2 separate regions of the Homo sapiens genome follow, and region 2 is linked to region 1. Evidence: chromatin contacts called from ENCODE Hi-C data. All regions are on one chromosome and are shown on one strand. Each heading gives the region's core, a stretch centred on a gene start or an enhancer-like site at or near the end of the contact. The rest is flanking DNA. Distances are from core to core; before and after follow the strand shown. Region 1 overlaps PAPPA (pappalysin 1). Region 2 overlaps ASTN2 (astrotactin 2).

Region 1 (4,706 bases), core at 1,501-4,000:
TCCTTAGGAATTCTGACTTGCCATCTCCTTGCATGCTTTCTTGCAGTTCATATATTGTCTGCGTTAGTCCAATACTCTCCTAACTAGTCTTGCAAGACTAAAAGCTCCCTGAGAACAGAGATCATGTTGGCAAGCTTATTCTCTTGGAGCCTAGCCTACCTCTGGACACACCTGGCACTGAATAGTTACTCTTTGAATGCATGGAATGAATGGGCGGATGGATGGATGGATGGATGGATGGATGGATGGATGGATGGATGGATGGATGGATGGATAGTGTCTGTGTCTCTAAACAGTGGTTTTTCTTTTCTTTTCTTTTTCTTTTTTTTTTTTGAGATGGAGTTTCACTATTGTTGCCCAGGCTGGAGTGCAGTGGCGTAATCTCGGCTCACTGCAACCTCAGCCTCACGGGTTCAAGTAACTCTCCTGCCTCAGCCTCCTGAGCAGCTGGGGTTACAGGCACGTGCCACCACACCGAGGTAATTTTGTATTTTTAATAGAGATGACCATGTAGGTCAGGCTGGTCTCGAACTCCTGACCTCAAGTGATCTGCCTGCCTAGGCCTCCCAAAGTGCTGGGATTACAGGCATGAGCCACCGCACCTGGCCAACAGTGGTTTTTCTAAAAGGCGACCCTGATGTCACTCATTTGCTTAAAATTTCTCAGTAGCTCTTCGTCTATTTCAGTGTAAAGTTCAGTTTCCTCCTTAATGTAGTATACAAGCCACTTCACAATCTTGGTTCTACTTAGCTTACCAGCCTCAGCATTTGTTGCTCTACAATTGCACTTGAAAACCATAGTAACCTTAACTTACACTCTCTCCCAACTATTCTCATGCTTGGAATACCTCCTCTTACCAATATTTTCCTTGTTAATACGTCCCTACTTTCCAGGACAGAGCTAATATATTTATGGGAATCTATTAATGATCTCATCCTATTTGAGGTTTACAGCAACCTTGAGGTAGGTAACATTACAGTAGGTAACACAATGAGAAACCCTATAACTGATATTTTAACCCAACTTTCATTCCTTCAAAGCCTGGCACGCTGCCTGGACCAACAATATCATATTCTACTCCCTGCCAGGGAATTTCTGAACCATCTGAGTCTCAGTTTCCTCTTCTGTAAAATGAATTTCATAAGACCTGCGTCACAGACTTAGTGCCAACGTAAAAAGACCTGAGGCGTGTAATGTGCTTGGCACAGTGCCTGCACATTGAGGATGGTCAACTCGTGAAGGCTGGCATTATTAATGAGGTTGCTGCTTTGGTTATGGTTACACTTGGTGCCTCTAGGGACTCTTTTTTACATCTAAGGGTTTGTCTCTAATAACCAGACAACCACAAGCTTTGCTAAGATTTCTACTCCTGTTTACTTGCTTGAGCATAATGACCAGACTCACCTTCCTGTCCTTTGGAAGTATTTGGTCCCTCTGTTGATTAACAAGAAACTAGGGAGGAAGGATGAGCCAGGCAGATTTGTCATCTTTGCTCTCCTGTGGCTTCCCACCCCTGACAGTCATTTTCTCCAAGGAAGGGAGGAAGATTACATCATCCCTTGCCAGTTGCAGGAGAAAGCCCATGGAGGGGTGGAATGTTCACCTGGCACCCACCATCAGGAAGCATGCTTTAATGTTCTATGCTGTAACTTTTAACTCAATGTTAACAGGCTAGAAGGTTAACAAATATTTATTTAGCATCTGCTATGTGAATACTCTATGGACTAGGCACACTGTATTAAGCAAAAGCTACATGGCGTTGAGCGAAGCAGTGCTCTTTAATAGAGACAAAATGACAACGATCTTACAGGATTTTGATGACAATCAGATGAGTTAACTAATAACTAGGAGATGTGTTTCATATACTGTAAAGTGCTGCCTTCAATGAAGTTGACTGAATGAATAAGTGATACATGTGTGTCAACATCCCACAAAGTTAAGAAAGTCAGGAACTCAGTGTGTGGGAAAGTAGACAAGAAGAAAGGCTTCAGCTAGGTGGGGAGTCCTACTTGTGTTTTACACCCTAAACTAAAGGTTGCTTTGAGCCAGCAGTTACTGCAAATAATGAATGAAACTAGCCAAGGAGAGATAGAGGAAATCTTGTAATTAAATCCATCTTTTCTTGCTGTGATGCATTATATCTAAGAAGCCTCTGTGTATTTTCTCACCCCTCCTTCTCTTTTCCTCTTCTCTTCTCCATCTCCACTTGGTGGCTTCTTTCTTTCCTTGGCTAAGCAGAGGCAAGGAGGTTAGAGGCATTTACAGCCTTCACTGGCATAGTTTTTTCACTCCAAATAACTTTCTAGTATTGACATTATAGTGATTCCTGTTACCCTGTAACATTACCACAAAGCGTTTTTAAGCAAAGATCTTTTTTTTTTCTTATTTGCTTCAGAAATGTCTAGGGTCACCACCACCCTCCCAACCAACCACTGAGGCTGAAGAAAAAAAAAGAATGTGGCTAGGTGGGCATGGGGACACATGCCTATATTCAGCTACTCAGGAGGCTGAGGCAGGGGAATTTGAGCCTGCAATGAGCTACAATCAGACCATTCCACTGCAGCCTAGGCAACAGAGCAGGACTCTGTCTCTTAATTTTTTTTTAAGGTGTCTAGTTGGGCAACTTGAGGTCCTTCATCTTACCATCCGGTCTGTCTCTCTCATGAGGCTCCCTTAAACAAATTAGAGCCAATCACTACATTGAGTCCTGGTTATTTTCCTCAGTAGTGCAAGGAAGAGCTCTCTGGGAGTCTAGATGTGATCTCAGCAGAGAAAAATTCAGAAGTCGCTGCAGGCTGAGATCAGTGGGGATGAGGCATCATCTCCCTAGGGAAAGAGGAGAAGAAACCCTCCTTCCTTCTCCCCGCTCCTCACCCAACCCTCCCCTTCCTGAGTGAGACAGAACAGAGTGCGGAGAAGCTCAGTGGTATGGAATGACTGCATGTAGAGAAGGGGAGGAGGAGAGATAAGAGGGCTCCAAGGCTGCCTTCCAGCTCTGTTGTTCATGGTTCTAGACAGTTTCCTCCCAGGTCCTCAGTCTGCAGGGTGGATGCTATTTATGCTCACCTATTCTTTGCTGGTCGGGGGGTGGGGTTAGGATTTCTGTCAGTCCAAGTAGGTTTTACCAATGGCAGTAATACCACAAGGATTCTAATTTATTCTACTGTCCCCTGCATCCAATAGGGAGAACAGCAAAGAATACAGATTCCAAAATGAAACAAAACTCGGTTCCAATGCTGGCTTTTACACTTCAAGTTGTATGAACCTGATCGATTCACTCTATATTTGGGAGCCTTAGTTTTATCACCTCCTAAATAAGTCCTTGCAAGAATTAAAGTTCAGGGGACACAGTGGGTGTTTAGCCAATATGTACCCTTTACTTCTTTTCATCTTAGGCAGCACAGCCTCCTAAGTGGAAGATGAGGAAGGAAAGTTTGAACATTGACTCGGTAGTGAGATGAAAGCAGTTTGACTGAATGTCTGGTGATTCCTCTGAAATCTGTATTGCAGGGGTGGGGATGAGATGGATGCTGTGTGTATAGCAGATTCACCAAGGCACCAAGAACCTTCCTCTCCTTTTCCCCTCTGTCTAAGTTCTAGTCAGACCAATTTCTCCTGGGGTCCACAGGAAACTCTAAGGATGGGAATAAAGCTCTTTCCCCAAGAACTCATTCCCTCATCTCTTCTGCATAGGTCATCCTGATGTTGAACAGCCCTGTAAGTCCAGTGTCCGCACCTGGAGCCCAAATTCAGCTGTCAACCCACACACGGTTCCTCCAGCCTGCCCTGAGCCTCAAGGCTGCTACCTCGAGCTGGAGTTCCTCTACCCCTTGGTCCCTGAGTCTCTGACCATTTGGGTGACCTTTGTCTCCACTGACTGGGACTCTAGTGGAGCTGTCAATGACATCAAACTGTTGGCTGTCAGTGGGAAGAACATCTCCCTGGGTCCTCAGAATGTCTTCTGTGATGTCCCACTGACCATCAGACTCTGGGACGTGGGCGAGGAGGTGTATGGCATCCAAATCTACACGCTGGATGAGCACCTGGAGATCGATGCTGCCATGTTGACCTCCACTGCAGACACCCCACTCTGTCTACAGTGTAAGCCCCTGAAGTATAAGGTGGTCCGGGACCCTCCTCTCCAGATGGATGTGGCCTCCATCCTACATCTCAATAGGAAATTCGTAGACATGTAAGTGCATTCTCTGAATAGGGAGTTTATTAAGTGGGTGGGTTGTGGAGGAACGTGAGGTGGGTCAGAGAGGCCTGGACAGGGGGAAGGTTCATCACAGTCAAGACTCACTCTATGGATTGTAACCCATCATTGGGTGTAGATTTGTCTTAACATGGCAGAGTTGATATCATGGGAAGAGCAATAGGGAAGGAACCATTAGACCTGGATTTAGTGACAAATCTGATGTGTGACCTTAAGCCTCATAAGCCTTTCTTAATCTTAGTCATTCCAATAGTAAATGAAGGAGGTTGGATGAGAGTAGCAGTGAGAAAATCATTTATTACTAATGAAAGTAGAAGAACTGAAGTTTGCTAATGATTTTCTTTTTATATTAAATTGAAGACAATTTATGCATTTTGATTGCTTTTTCAGTGGGTGAATCGGGGGTGAAGTTATAGTAGATTGGGTGGGGGTTGGGCACAGTCCTAGGTATTTGCACAAAAATTGTGCTGGAAAGTGAATATCAACTTTA
Region 2 (4,706 bases), core at 931-3,430, 340 kb after region 1:
CCAAGAACAGCCTGGAGAAAGGTCAGCTGGCCGCCTTCCCCAGGGCCTGCCTGGATCCTTGGACCCCAGTGTTGCGTGGTGTGGGAGCGCCCTCTGTTGGCTGTATGGGCCATGAACACCACTGGAAACAGACTTCCTCTTTCCCTTGCTGCTCACCCCTGAGACTTCCAGCCTTCTTAATAAGGGACTTTAGGAGAGGAATGGGTAGGGTCGCCTATAATTTGCCGTTGAAAGCGAGATGTTTTGGAGAATGAAAGAGGGTGTGAATAAGTGCACTGAGATACTGAGTATTCGGCAGATGCGTCTTAAGCAGATGGTGAGGAAGGCTTCCCTGACCGCCTACTTGGGTCTCAGCCCCATGGGCATAAGCCAACAAAATGTGTGCTAGCCCTCACTGGTGAAAGGGTCAGCTATTCCCAATTTATGTTTGAGGAAGTCAGAATCTCAAATCTATGCTTACCCAATGACTTCACGCTTTCCCTTGGGAATAATTTCCCAAGACCCCAATTTCCCCTTTGCAGCAGGGACCCAAGGTGGAGACCCAAGGGTTCCAGTTCCAGAAAGAGGGAGGACTGAAATGTTTCTAGGGGATTTAACAGAAAGAGGTCAAAGGCACTCTTGTGAGAAGAAAGGGAATAGTTATAGAGGTACCCAGGACTTGTAATGCCCCAGGTGCGTGACTCTGACAGCCTCAAGAGGAAGAGAAAGGTGCTGTGTGCACACATGTGGGTACATGCGTGCACACATGTGGGTACATGCACACACACACACACACACACATATATACACACACACACATCAGGAGGCAGAACATCCAACAGCCTGCATGGCTAATATCGTGGGGTTTGAGAATATACACATTTACTATTTCCTGCGTTATAGAAGAAACACAACCAAAGGCACCATTTTATGCAAAAACATGAGTTTTCATTGCATTCCTTGTGCTGGTGATTAAAGAAGAGGCTCTGATAAGCAATGGCTATTCTTTAACTCAGGATGACAGCTCCAGGTGAACCAAAAGACCACTTGGCCCAATTGGTCGAAAGTGTGTTCTTCAGAACATTACCTCCCATGAGACATTAATAGTTATTTGAAGGTGTGGCCAAATAAATTTGAAAAATACAGGATTAAATAAAGTTAAACAGATTTTTTTTCTCATGGGATATCTCAGAGCCTTTAATATGATAATGTCTTATGAATTTCTAAGAAAGGAGGAGACTGTACTCAGCATTTCACAAAAGATATGAATAATGGATTTTTTTTCCAGAATGTTATGGGACAAAATTCTAAATTTACACATGGGCAAAGCAAGACCCCAAGTAGCATAATTCAGTTATTATTAAATAACTATTTACTACAAGAATCATGTTTTTTGTTTGTTTGCTTTTGCTTTTGTGTGTTTGTTTTAGTTAATCTCTTTGGATCTTGTACTAACCTACACAGGTAGGTACTATGTTATCATGTTAAATGACAGATGAGAAGAGAGACTCAGAGAAGTGAAGTGGTTTGTCCCAAGTTATGGCATTGGTCAGTGACAGCAACACTCAATACCAGGCACCTCTCTATAAACCATATACAACTTCCACTTTGCCAACTCCTGTGAGTATGATTTTATAGAAAGTATAAAATGTGGCAGTTGTCCCCAAAGCCATACGTTGTACTTAGAATTGTTTTTAAAATCATATAAAAAAGAGAAACATGGTATAAAAAATGTGGACAAGAAGTGGCATTGTACATCCAAGGTGAGAGGACTGAGTGAGACCTGGGAGAATCGGGGAAAACTTCCCAGGGGAAGTGAATTTTAGCTATGCTTTGAAGGATAGAGGAAGCTTAGTTAGATCAAAGGTCAGCAACTTTTAAATATGAAGTAGCTGGTAGTAAATATTTTCTGCCTTGTGAGCCACACAGTCTCTGTTGCAAGTGCTTGACATTGCCATGTAGTGTGAAAACAGCCATAGATAATATGTAAATAAAAGGACATGGCTGTGTTCCAATAAAACTTTATCTACAAAACAGACAGCCAGCCCATGGGTCCTAACTTGCCAAGCCTTAAGTAAGAAGGAAAAAGGTAGGAAATGTGGCCTTTTTTGGCTACAGGAATCACTTTTTAAAAGATAGTGAGCAGTATACTCAAAGGCCAGTGCCAGGCCCCAGACCTGCTCATAACTGTTCCCTTTCTGTCTCCCACTCCACCCAACCCCACTTCAATTGTGTTCTAAGCCCTGAGGGTGAGCTTATTGCAGCTATGCAAAGAGAAAGCTGCCTGCATTTGAGATAAGCTGAATAAACAGCTCACTGATCCCAGTGGAAGGTGCTTGTGAACATGTGCCTGGATTTAGTCTGTTGGGAAGGCAGAGAAAGACAACAAATCTAGTTTCCTCTTGAAAAAGAGATTGGCCTTTTCTCCTTTCAATAAGTCAAGGCCAATGGTAAAATGCTTGCCCGTTTCTACCGACTGTGTGTGGACCACCTCCCCCTTTGCAGGTAGCAAAGCCAACGTGCAGAAGTCCCAGTTTCATCAGATGTATCAGGGCAACATCTCTGCTATTTTATCTGTAGCACAGACCCCATGATGTTATTCCTTTGCACATTAAACTTCAGTAACCCTCCAACTGGTACGGGCTCAAAATCAAGTGCAGCAGCCTGGCATTCAATGAAAGACAATGTACAGCAGATTTCAAGTTAAGACTCTATCCTTACTCCCTTCAGCATCCATACCAACTAACCTACATTTGTCTTGGTGTCTCTTGTCCTTGTGCATGATTCACAAGCTACAACCTTCAGACTTTTGTACTTGCAATTAGAACACCCTTCTTTCTTCGTTTCATTCAAGTCCTACCTTGTCCTTCAAGGCTCTACTTTTAATTCCTTTTGCTTGGTGATGACACCTGTATTTACCTCTAAATTACCACAACCCAGATACTGCAGTATCACTTTTATTGGCTTACCTCTTTTTTTCATAGTAAAATTATGTTTTTAATAATTATAAAAATACAAACTTACTGATTAAAAAACTCAAGTGTTCTGGAATGTATAATTAAAAAAAAAAGAAAGAAAAATTCAGAAGGATGGTAAGGTCCAAAAAGATGAACAAAGGTAATATGGCACAGTCTTTCAGGGAATGCAACTGCTTTGGTGTGGATGAGTACAGGATCCCTACAGAGGAGTGATGAGAAGTGAGGCTGGGGAGATGGCAGGATCCAGACCACCTTAAATTCTCTAGCTTCCATTGAGTCTTAATTTATAGATCATTAGAGAAAAAGCACATCTTTACTAAGCATCTAGGTTGACACATAGTCAGCAATCAATGTATCTTTGTTATATTAATATAAGGTCTTGGGGTCCTAGGCTAAGAAAGCACCCCAAGTGGATTTCCTAACATTGTTCATATAGAAAAGGCACTGTCTGAGAGAGTCTGCAGTAGAAAGTTCAGGGGGTGCTGACTACTGCAGATAGTCCCAAAAGCAAGTTCCTTAATCATTTTCCCCTCAAAATATTGACTGTGTGCCTCTCCCTGTATATTGGACTGTACACTAAAGCTAGGCAGGAGAATGTGAACAGATTCATTGCATAGTGAGCTGATAAGGGAAATGAGAATACATGCTGGGGAGTTATCCAGCTAAAGGGCAACTCTCTGGCAATGTGCTAAAAGGAGAAAAGCTCAGGGCACTGGTGATGGGGAGAGGAAGAGGGAGGAGGAAGCTCATGAGTGGCCCTTTGTCCCAACACTGACCTTCCCAACCTGGGAAGCATTTTACAAAGTAGCAGAATTATAAGTTTCAATGAACCCAAAAGGTTATTGAGCGCCCCACCCCTCTATTTGCATTTGGGTGCCATTTGGCCTCACTTTGAACTCTCCCTTTTACAGGGAATTCATCCTATATCCAGGAGGCCGGTGTGGAGCAGTGGCCAGATGCAGCTGTGGACAATGAAAAGAGGAAGGAGGACTGATCAGTCCCCTAAGAAGCAGTTACTAATATGTCAGGCACTGACTAGGCATACGACCTGGTGTTTCACATATCTCTCATGACAACCTTGTGAATGGGGATTAATATCCCTATTATACATGCAAGAAAACTGGGGCTCAGGGATATTGAGTTATTTGACCTAATTACAAATCTGGTAAGCAGTAGCTGGAATTCAAACTCAGGATGTTCTACCACCCAAGCCCATAGTATTTTAGCCAAAACAAAGAGCTTCCCATCAAACCAAGAAAAGGCAAGATGATTTAGGTGGCCCCCATGGGAGGCCAGGGTAGGAGGGGATGATCCTACAGGCTGGCACTGCCACAGGGAGAGCATGAGAGGATGCTAGGCCGGGACAGGAATGCAGGAAGTGCTTCAGGACAGGATTACAGCACACTAGCAAGAACGGCCCTGCTGGCTCATGTGTTGTTGGTACTCTGTGTGCCTGTGCCTGTGCCTGCCCCACAATGAACGTTTCGGGCATTCTCCCCTTCTTACCCCCTTCCCAAATCTCAAATAAAAGAGGGAAAGAGTACAGCTCAGGGTGTACAGAAGTGTTCTGGCTTGATCCCATAATCACACAAAGCAAGCCCCACCTTGGATCTTTTACCATCTCTCCTTTGAAAACCATCAGAAAGCTCATCCCACCCTTACCTTGCTTATAAAGCACTTTTATCCTTTCAACAATCATCATCTCTTCCCTGGGCCAGGCACTAGGAATACCAAAAACAACACCAACAA

The links. Hi-C counts contacts between places; a loop is a spot of excess contacts on that map. Pooled maps may share reads with other maps.
Region 2: a map of chondrocyte shows a loop between it and region 1 (2.4-fold over the local background). The contact joins two enhancer-like sites. A Hi-C loop is called at or near these places in 2 of 168 maps with a recorded cell type or tissue (Right ventricle myocardium inferior and chondrocyte) and 2 of 50 pooled maps.

The regions. Positions count from the first base shown.
Region 1 is chr9:116,231,446-116,236,151 of GRCh38, forward strand. It overlaps PAPPA (pappalysin 1), which reads left to right. Exons shown (of 22, transcript NM_002581.5): 7 at 3,694-4,192. Among named protein-coding and RNA genes, the nearest start is that of PAPPA, 80 kb to the left of the region's middle. Within about 2 kb of position 2,751, at least 4 of the 41 ENCODE cell types and tissues checked have a DNase peak (open chromatin) inside an H3K27ac peak, as active enhancers do.
Region 2 is chr9:116,572,256-116,576,961 of GRCh38, forward strand. The region is part of intron 19 of ASTN2 (astrotactin 2); the gene reads right to left. Among named protein-coding and RNA genes, the nearest start is that of ASTN2-AS1, 70 kb to the left of the region's middle. Within about 2 kb of position 2,181, at least 3 of the 41 ENCODE cell types and tissues checked have a DNase peak (open chromatin) inside an H3K27ac peak, as active enhancers do.